Linked DNA regions of Homo sapiens: region 2 is linked to region 1. The links are chromatin contacts, found by Hi-C or POLR2A ChIA-PET in ENCODE. All regions are on one chromosome and are shown on one strand. The core of a region is the stretch at or near the end of the contact, and the rest is flanking DNA. Distances in the headings are between cores, read along the strand shown.

Region 1 (5,315 bases), core at 953-3,452:
GATGTAGAAGGTTCTCGGCTACCCAGAAGGGCTTAGAAAAAGTTCAGCCCCTTGAGCTTGGGGTGCCTGGTCCTGGGCTTGCCTCCGTGAAGGAGAAGGGAAGCTTGTCTTGGCCCAGGGCAGGTAAGCCTGGTTCCATTGCGTGTATTCAAACATGTGATGAGGAAGGCTAGAAATACAGAAGCAGGGGCTAAAAGGCATTAAAGAACAGAGCCGAAATGAGTAATAGCCTGGCAGGCAGCACGCACAGTGGCCTCCCTGCATCTCCAGCCTCTCACTTGCATAGGAAACTTCTGCATTTCCACAAGACTGCCAGTTTCCTCTCTGTGGTCTAATTTTAACCACCTTGTCGTTACAGTGTGTGTCAGCCACCTGACCCCACTATGACCTCTGACCTTACGCCCCAGCTACTGCTTGCACTATGGAGAATTATGTAATGGGTCCAGGATTTTCCTTCTTGGTGTGAGGCTGCTGCCACTGAATGGAGAGGAGAGGGGAGCTAAGGAGTGAGAAGAGGACAGAGGAAAAGCTTGCAATTGTCCTTGGCCTCACCTGGACGATGAGAGGTACACTGGCACCCCTGCTAAGTGTGCAGAGGAAACCTGCCCAGGACAGGAGTGTGCCACGGACACATGCACAGACAGGCGGGCAGGAGTGTTGCTGCTGCTAGAGCACGGGCTACATGGTATGCTGCGTGGCTAAGAAAGCATGGTTTCTGGCCGACAGGGAGAAAAGCCACATGTGTGGATGTGGGACTCCTGGAGATGGGGATTTCCAGGGCACAGCAGGACCCAGGGATGTGGACATCCTGAGGCCACCTGCAGCACTTCCTTACAGGGTCTGTGGGAATTGCCTATTCCATGGACACAAGCAACGAGGAGTAGCCCTCTCCCAGTTTTCATTTCCGCCCCATTTAGAAGGAAATTGGTTTCCTTGGGGATTGTGTCTGTCATAGCTATTAGTTCCTTCTCTAGGACAAGGACAACTGCTGGCTGATATGCAAAAGGCTGTGATCTACTGGGGTCTCTGACCTGGTGTTAACAGGCCTGGAAAGGATTCTACCTGTTTGGAGAGAGAAAGGTTGTCTGTCTTTTGGAAGAGTACCCTGTCCTTTGCAATCCAAGCAGCAGGGAGGATGGTCAAAGCTGTGTAAAGTGTACTGTGGGAGTGAGAAGTGCACAGTCTGAGCTCTTTAGTAGATGGAGAAACTGAGAGGCAGAATGTCCAGGGCTTGCCCAGAGGCACAGAGAAACCTTCTGTCTGTAGCTCACTGGCCTGTCTGCAAAAGCATTCTGTCTTAACTTGGGGGGAATAAGCCCACTGGGGAGAGGACCACCGCTCTCTTGATGCTGGAGTTCTGTAGGAGACTTACGGGAATATTCTCCTAGACAAAGCCTCCAGCACTTGAGTCAGGGAAAAAGCAACACAAGACAGTTTAAATACAGTTAATAAGAGACTTCATAATGAAAGAAGCCTTTCAAACCACTGACAAAAAGCCAATTCCAAGATGATCTTTGCTTGGTCTAGGAGGACTTCCTGGTAGGAGAGGGGTTAAAGCTGGACTCCCTGCTTGGAGAGGAAGGACTCCAGATGAAGTCTGTGACATCATCCCCACAGTTAACTCTGCTCGTGAGCACATTTTTCCACTCTATATCAATGAAAACCAGAGAATGTAAGTGGCATGTATATCGCAGCTCTGGGGGCAAACTCTGGATCCTCCAGAGGAGAAAGAGCTGGGCGGGAGAGGCTCCCTTCCTGGGCTACATTAGCACGTGGGGCTGGACTGGGGATAGAGGCGACTAAAAGGGCCGCCAGCCAGGGAACACCCTGGGGAGCCTACGGACCTCTCCTCTGCGGTGTACCTTCTCAGTCACAGTCCTGACCCTTCTGGAGGGAGATGCACTGTGTAGGCGATTGTCAAGAATTCCCAAGTTAATTGACAAAATATCACATACAAATCATTTCAATCAGCTTGGGAAAGAAAACTGGGGCTTTAGGTCAGGGAAGAGCTGAAAGAAAGCCCCTTTCCCTTCCCCTGAAGATTGTCGGAGGCAGCTTACCACTGCAGCAGGAACTGAAACCTTTAGCTTTAGGGCTCCAGTTATCACTCTAATCAAGTCCACACGCAAAGAACCAAGCAGAAAGGAAAACTGAAAGTGAGATGTGGAGAGGCGATACCGGAGGCTGTTCTCTCCTAGGCTCAGTTCCTTAGAGAGAGATAATGTAAGCATCGGGTAAGTAGGGGCTGGAGCCAAGGGGAGCGAGGAACAAAGGAGAAAACCTCTAGGTCAAGAGAGTAGACTGGGTTACTGTTCTGGGGTATTTAAGGTGGAGAGGTGGAGAAGTAAAGAAAAATGGTGTTTCTTGACTGGGCACGGTAGCTCACGAATGTCATGTCAGCACTTTGGGAGGCCAAGGTGGGCAGATCACCTGAGGTCAGGAGTTCAAGACCAGCCTGGACAACATGGTGAAACCCCATCTCTACTAAAAATACAAAAATCAGCCGGGTGTGGTAGTACATGTGGTAGTCCCAGCTACTAGGGAGGCTGAGGCAGGAGAATCGCTTGAATCTGGGAGGTGGAGGTTGCAGTGAGCCGAGATTGCACCACCGCACTCCAGCCCAGGCAACAAGGCGAGACTCTGTCTCAAAAAAAAAAAAAAAAAAAAGGAAAGAAGAAAAAATGGTGTTCTCTGAAAACTGGTGACTCTTCACAGCCACTCGGTAGGGAACAAGCACAGTGTGGGTAGAGATGCCCGGCGGGGGAGGGGGGTTGGGGAGAGAAAACGAGCTATATGCTGCTTTATGAAGGTAGGGAGGGTAAGAGAGAACGGGAACTAAGCACCAGGTATCACATACTCATGTGCTCTGAGTTGCAAGACTTAACACCTCAGGGCAGCCCCGGGGAAGGGAGAAAACCTCCAAATCTAGCCAGGGAATATGAGGAAGGGCTGGAGAGCCAGGACCCTGGATGCAAGCTCTAGGGAGTGAGGGACTCGCTCTATCGTTACCTGGTCCCCGTTTTCTCCAAACAGGCTTCTTGGAAGGCACAACCATGGTTACTAGTCATTTTGCAAAATTTCTTTTTCTGAATTTTTGGTTTGGAGAAATCGGAGTTTAAACTTGTACTATCAGCCAGTTCTTTTTTCTAGTCTTAACAGTCCAGCTTGCTACTGCTCCTCTGGTTAAAGAGAACAATCACACGGGTTTCCCCCCACAAACTCAAGTTTACAGGTTGTTTTTCTTGTTTCTCTAAATGGAGCCAATTATTCTCACATTTGTTGAAACCTTCAATCAAACTTTATAGCTTGTTAATTTTACAGAATGTCCTTAGAGCAAATAAGATGCAGACAGGAACATGAAGTCTTTCTGAGATTATTAAGAAACCTTAAAATAGCCTACAAATCCAACACCAAGGCTGGTAAAATACAGGCTGCTTGGCTGGCTTCTGAGGTCAATTAGCAATGGGTTAATTATCATCTTTAATGAGCCAAACCTCCAGGATTGGCCACAAGAAATTTAACTCAGACTAATGTGTTTTCACAAACTGGGAACCTCTAGTTATGCACTACTCACCCTCAGAGGAAACTGAAGGGTGGGAAGCTCAATTCTGTAGCAGCCAAGGGTGGGCCAGCCTACGAAGGGGTCTGCCAATGGAAGTTCAGACACAAGAAATAAAAAATACCACACAGGGAATCCTCTGGAGCTGGGAGGACAGAGGAAATGGTTTATTCACATTCCTAGGGGGAGGGGCCTCCTGGCAGGAAGCAGACTCCAGAAGGCAGGAGCGAAACTGGCCACAAGGATGCACAGTCAGTCTGAAGACACAGGCAGTAGCTTAGGATGGGGAGACAGACATTCACAGCCTACTTGAGTCAGAAGAAGTTGGTATGAAATTGAGAAAGAGGCTCATGGGTCAGAGAGGAGGGAAAGAAAGAACCTGTGCAGGGGCTGAATGATAAGGGGGACAGAGTGAGAAAAAGCACACATCCTTGGACCAGATGCATCTCCTGACAACCTCGGAGCATACTGTCCAAGGGATCAATTCAAACAGTATTTCACTCTTTCCCTACCCCTGCTATAGCTGGGCCTCTTTCTATGTAAAGCGTTAAGTACAGGCTACTTTCTCAGTCTTTTTGCTTTTTTTTTTTTTTTGAGAGAGAGTCTCGCTCTGTTGCCCAGGCTGGAGTGCAGTGGTGCGATCTCGGCTCACTGCAAGCTCTGCCTCCCGCGTTCACGCCATTCTCCTACCTCAGCCTCCCGAGTAGCTGGGACTACAGGCACCCGCCACCACGCCCAGCTAATTTTGTGTGTGTGTGTGTTTTTTTTTAGTAGAGACGAGGTTTCACCGTGTTAGCCAGGACGGTCTTGATCTCCTGACCTCGTGATCCGCCCGCCTTGGCCAACCAAAGTGCTGGGATTACAGGCGTGAGCCACTGCGCCTGGCCCCTTTTTCTTTTTTTTTTTTTGAGACAGAGTCTTGCTCAGTCACCCAAGCTGGAGTTGCACTGGCATGATCTCAGCTCACTGCAACCTCCGCCTCCCGGGTTGAAGCGATTCTCCTGCCTCAGCCTCCTGAGTAGCTGGGATTACAGGTGCGCACTACCATGCCTGGCTAATTTATGTATTTTCAGTAGAGACGGGGTTTCGCCATGTTGGCCAGGCTGGTCTCGAACGCCTGACCTCAAGTGATCCACCGCGCCCGGCCTTTCTCAGTCATTTCTAATCCCGGTGTCCAGATCCAACCCTCCGTAGTCCTATGGTTGGCCTGTGCTAGCTGAAGGGTCATTGGGTCACAAGATGAAATGCTAACATCATTGGTCCACCCACAGCAACCACACCATTCCATGTGTCTGGTCCCAACAGCTGTGTTTTCTTCTTAGAGGAGGCAATGAGGGCCATTATCAATCAGCCAGCATTGCACAGATGCCTGCTGTCCCCACCTGTAACCACCAGGTGTGTGCTGAAGTCTCTTAGAGAAGGGGAGGTGGGAACTGGCAAATGGTCAGATGGCAAGACCTGGTGCTGGTGGGGAGACTATCCCAAGACAGGGTTACTGAAGATCCCAAAAGGTACACGTATATTTGGCTACTAGGAAGGAGACGATGTTCACACTGAAGGGAGAACCAGGGGAACAGGGGAGTTGTGAAGCACACACAGGAAGTAATGAGGTAAATAAAGTATAAAAAACAGGGCCATTCTGGCAAGAGGCAAGACAAGGCAATACAGGAGGTTGGACAAGAGCCTGGGCTTCATAGTTACACAGACGTGAGTTCAAGTACTAACTGCCACTTCCTGGCTGTTTATCCTTAGACAA
Region 2 (5,315 bases), core at 1,143-3,642, 190 kb after region 1:
GTGTGTGTTCCAAGGAACAGAGAAAGCAAGCTAAGCTCTTGGGACCTACTGTGAGAGAAAAAAAAGAATATAGGAAGCTAACTTGGGCCTAAGAAAGCAGGTAAAAATGGCAGTGTGGTTTCCTGGATAGATAAATGAAAAGTTATGAAACTGCAGATTTCTTTTTCTTTTTTTTTTGAGACAAAGTCTGGCTTCTTTGCCCAGGCTGGAGTGCAGTGGCACGATCTCGGCTCACTGCAACCTCCGCCTCCCGGGTTCAAGCAACTCTCCTGCCTCAGCCTCCCGAGTAGCTGGGATTACAGGAGTGCGCTGCCACGCCCAGCTAATTTTTTTGCATTTTTAGTAGAGACAGGGTTTCACCATGTTGGCCAGGCTGGTCTCGAACTCCTGACCTTGTGATCTGCTCGCCTCGGCCTCCTAAAGTGCTGGGATTACAGGCGTAAGCCACCGCGTCAGGCCAGAAACTGCAGATTTCTTCGAGGGCTGGTAGCCTAAAATGAAAAGCTCAAACTCAAAGATTTAAATTTAAAGAAAATTAAGGGTAATAGTTACCCAAGGATGATGTACAAACTAAAAATATATAGTTTCATCAATAGTTTAGAAAACAAATTACCACGTTGTAGTCTACCTACAAGAATTTAAAGTTTTTACCAAAAATATATTCATCTATTATTTGTATAATTAGAAATAAAATGGGACAGACATGATACACCTCATGCCTGTAATCCCAGATCTTTGGGAGGCCACGGGAGGACTGCTTGAGGCCAGGAGTTTGAGACCAGCCTGCGCAACAGGGCAAGTCTCCATCGCTACAAAAAATTAGCTGGGTGTGGTGGCATGTGCCTGTAGTCCTAGCAACTCAGGAGGCTGAGGCAGGAAAATCACTGGAACTCAGGATTTCGATCGCATCACTGCACTCTGGCCTGAGCAACAGAGACCGACCCTGTTTTTGATTGTATTCATTTATTTTTTGGAAGGCAGAGTCTCACTCATCACTCAGGCTGCAGTGCAGTGGTGCAGCCTTGACGCTCTTGGGCTCATTCTTGACTTTTTTGAGACAGGGTCTTGCTCTGGCACCTACGCTGGATCATAGCTCATGACATCCTTGAACTCCTGGACTCAAGCAATCCTCCTGCCTCAGACTCCTGAGTAGCTAGAACTAGAGGCCCGCATCACCATGCCCAGCCAATTTTGAAAATTTTTTTACAGAGACAGAAGCCTCGTTTTGTTGACCAGGCTGGTACTGAATTCCTAGGCTCCAGCGAACCTCCTGCCTTGGCCTCCCAAAGTGCTGGGATTACAGATGGGAGCCACCACACCAGACCTTGACTCTTTCTTCTCCCTGAGCTCCCCACGTTCAACCAAGTCTTTTGGATTCTACTGTAATAATATGACTTGTGTCTGTTCACTTCTTCCCACCTCCAAAGCCATTTCTTGGTTCAAGTCTTTTTCATATCTCACTTGGAACTACCGCAGCACCCTCCTTGTCTCCTATTTCTAGTCTTACTCTTCTCCAAACATTTTACAAAGCGGCCAGGGTTTATTTCTGAAGAGCAGATGTTATTCCCCTATTTAAAGCATCCAATAGCTTCCTACTATTTTCAGGATAAAGGTCAAATAATTTATCATATGACCCTTCAACATCTAGCCCCAGCTTACACCACCCACTGGGTGAATTTTACCCTTAAGGCGCAACGAACCAGCCACTGCAGTTTTCCACCTACCGTGCTCTCTCTCCCCCAGCCAGCCTCAGCCCTTTGCATATGCTATTTCCTTTGCCTGGGAATCACTTTACCACCTCCCTTTCCTTCTCAAGCTAACTCCTACTTGTTCTTTATACTTCAATTGACCAATGGCTGCTTTGGTCCCATGGCTATGTGCTCTCATATACTGGGTGTGCACCCCAAAAACAGAAGTAATTACAATGTTAAGTCTCTTGCGTCCTCCACTAGAATGCACTGAGACAGCAAGAGATCTTGTTCACTGTTATCTTTAGTGACTGGCACACTGTCGATAATTACTTACTGAGTCAATGAAGAGGAGAAATCTTCTAAACAAGCCTGTGATTTTTCTACTGTCATTTCTCCTGGCTTAAAGGAAAAAGTCCCCGCCCAAGAGTTATAAGAGGATATCCCATAGAAAGCCCATCACAAATCAGACTAACTAACCTATCCATGCTACTTTAGTTCATTCTCGGAATATAAGGTCAACCAAGAGGAAAAGATAAGTACAAAATCCCACATAGAATCCTAAAGCATCATGTTGATGACGCTGAACAAAAAGCAGCAAAAAAAAAAAAAAAAAAAAAAAAATTCTAATCCTACTTTTACTAAATTCTGCAGTGACACATAGTGGTGAGAGAGGGAAGTACATAATAAAGATAAAGGAAGCGTACATGAGAAGGGAAAAGACCATCAGGGAGCCTCAAGTGGTTTGTCTTCCTTGCAATCAGTGGGAAGTATCTGTGCCTCACAGCTGTATGAACCAGGGCACCCAGGCTTACTGAGCTAGTTTGGCTCATTGCATCATTCTCAGGAACTTACATCACTGGGACTCAGGCTGCCCAGCCCATTCTCTTGCTCAGAATCCTTCCCAGACTCAGTGCCCTGGGAAGACCGTGGATGGGATGGATGAATCCAGATCTCCAGGCGAGTGGTGTCATCTCCAACATGCCGGAAAGTAGACTTCTTTCCTTTCCGCCACTGGTCAGGGCTCAGGTCAAATTCCTCATGTTGCTTCTTTTCCATCTGTTCTGCCTATATAACATACAAACACATTAGCTCATGGCCTGGTGTGGTGGCTCACGCCTGTAATCCCAGCACTTAGAGATGCGGAGGCAGGCGGATCACTTGAGGTCAGGAGTTTGAGACCAGCCTGACCAACATAGTGAAACCCTGTCTCTACTAAAAATACAAAATTAGCTGGGTGTGGTGGCGCATATCTGTAATCCTAGCTACTCGGGAGGCTGAGGCATGAGAATCACTTAAATCCGGGAGGCAGAGGTTGCAGTGAGCCAAGATCGCATCACTGCACTCCAGTCTGGGCAACAAGAGCGAAACTCTGTCTCAAAAACAAAAAACACACATGAGCTCAGACTTTCCTGAGACTCAGCTTACAAAGAGAAAAGCCTCACCTCACCGGTATTTATTTGACAATAAAAATACTGTACCACAGTCCCAAAGTAGCAGAGTGTCATCTGCTTTGTTTCATATAGTTATTAATTCTGTAGACTGAAGGCTGTAGAGCACGTACATGTACATCCAAGGGCCCCTGAAAGCTCTCCTGAAGATCACAGTTTTGTTCTGCACAGGGGCTGACCAACTACCCACCAGCACAGTCTGATGGGACCATTTAAGGACACTATGAGTCATTCCCCGAGGACACACAGACACTGAGCAATAACTGCACCTTGGATAAACCTCACTGGCTACGATCCTGCCGGTGCGCAGAGCTAGGGCACACCAACACTCAGGGAAATGCACTATTCGAGGAAGGAAGGGTTCTGCCACATCCCCACTCACCTTCCGCTTGGTCTCTTCAAACAAGCTCATGAGACTCTCCTTGGCAGTCAGGATAGGGTTGCTGGCAGCTAAACTGCGCATATAGTAATAGACAGCGTCAAGCTTCCTCCTCTGTGGAAAGAGGCCAGAGACATTCAGTCAACCAATTCTCGTCCTAACTCCAGCAAGAGGCAGCTGACTCAGGAAACCCTACTATCTCTCCCAGCCTGTCTCCCAAACTGAGAGGAATCCCAACAACAAAATCAGAAATGCTATCCACAGGAGAAGCCATTGCAATTACATCACAGATCTCTTCTTGCACAGTATTATATCTTACATGCAGAGGTGCTCCAAGAACCAAGTACTCATAAGGAGAGAAAGGAATAAACAGGCTCTTAAAATATAAACAGAAATTACATCTTGTTCTTAGAAAAAGCATGATGTTCAATTCACTTTATATTTCCTGTTCTTATCAGAGAGTCAGTATGCTATAATGAAATCACGAAATTACAAGCCAGACAGACCTTGGTCCAAATACTGGCTAATCCAGGAGTTGACTCGGAAACTTTGGACAAAAGACTCCAAGATTATTACATTATTATGTAATAATCTTCCTGAGTTCCTATATCCTCAACATTACAATGGGAGTAATAATACCCAATGGAGGAGTATCCTCAGGTTTACAAAGTGTTGTCCACTGTCTCACACTTAACTGTACTTAATCAATGATGTTGCCATTGTTATTGATAATTTTTTAAAATAAATAAGTAGCTGAGTTGAACATTTTATGGATATTATTCAAGAAATTCAGCAAGTCTATTTATAAGCAATTAATAGGGAAAAGAAGAAGTAAAGAAAAAGGAAGTGGGTCAGAAAGAAGGAAAAAGGAAAACATTGAAACAAAGGCAGAAAGAATATCCAAAAGGCTTTCTCACTTTTTCTCCAACTTCATGTACATTTTCAATGTTTTCCATAACTGTTTCAAAATACATTTAAAATGCTAGCTTCTCTCTCTCCCCAGCGTCTACCCATTCTTCAAAACTCCTATCTTATATTCACCTGGCATGGCTAGAGGTGCAGGTTCTAAGGTCAGTGCCTGAGTCTGAATTCGGTCTTGCATTTATTAGGTATGACACAGCACGTTAACCTAGAGAGGTTTCCTTATTTGCAAAATGGAAATGTTTACAACATATGGCTCCCAAAAAGATTAAAATTATATAATGCATATAGTTTAACAGAATATTTGGCACACCATTACAGTTACTTGGTAGCTATTTTTATTATTATTCCAATCCATACTAATTTCTATCTACACTACTCACCTGATTTGAGACTGTATTATATTAATTCTATAAAATATTTTTTCATATGAAAAAATTTCCAAAACAGAGATACAACTTACAATCGGTATCTATTGTTATGTCTTATTTTAATTTGCAGCATTTTTCTTAGTGGAACAGAAGATAATGGTGCATCTAACAATCAATTACATATTTATCAAGTCTAATTTGCATCACTGTCTATACAGCTCACTTGTTTTCTCAACACATTTTTTTTTTCAGGGAAGAAAGCAAGTCAATATTTTATCATTCCTGGCACCTAGAAAAGCACTACTGTACACGTGTTGTGTTCTCAATAAATACCTGAGATTCACTGATTGGAAGAGACAGAATGACTGACTGATTGGAATTGGCAGAAAAGTTGGGAAAATGTTGCTAACAGACAACTAAGATGAGACAGACAGAAAAAAGAGGGATAGAGGAAAAGAACTTGAAGAAAGTGCGAATCTAGGTCAGAGGTCTGTGAAAAAGAAAA

What was found. Hi-C counts contacts between places; a loop is a spot of excess contacts on that map. ChIA-PET counts read pairs that join two places held with the same protein, here RNA polymerase II (POLR2A). Pooled maps may share reads with other maps.
Region 2: a loop to region 1 is called in a map with no recorded cell type, with 4 times the contacts of the local background. The contact joins the enhancer-like site here to the promoter of SMG6-AS1 in region 1. A Hi-C loop is called at or near these places in 1 of 168 maps with a recorded cell type or tissue (ascending aorta), 1 of 37 single-sample maps with no recorded cell type and 8 of 50 pooled maps. POLR2A ChIA-PET finds 5 or more read pairs at or near these places in 8 of 52 experiments (AG04449, CD8-positive, alpha-beta T cell, activated CD4-positive, alpha-beta T cell and 5 more).

The regions. Positions count from the first base shown.
Region 1 is chr17:2,087,536-2,092,850 of GRCh38, forward strand. SMG6-AS1 (SMG6 antisense RNA 1) reads left to right here and starts at 2,203. Exons shown (of 2, transcript NR_199038.1): 1 at 2,203-2,234. The region is part of intron 13 of SMG6 (SMG6 nonsense mediated mRNA decay factor); the gene reads right to left. RefSeq lists enhancers at 404-453, 1,815-1,994, 2,005-2,104, 2,125-2,224, 2,255-2,334.
Region 2 is chr17:2,280,104-2,285,418 of GRCh38, forward strand. SMG6 (SMG6 nonsense mediated mRNA decay factor) reads right to left here. Exons shown (of 19, transcript NM_017575.5): 7 at 3,522-3,632; 8 at 2,544-2,756. Among named protein-coding and RNA genes, the nearest start is that of SMG6, 21 kb to the right of the region's middle. Within about 2 kb of position 2,393, at least 2 of the 41 ENCODE cell types and tissues checked have a DNase peak (open chromatin) inside an H3K27ac peak, as active enhancers do.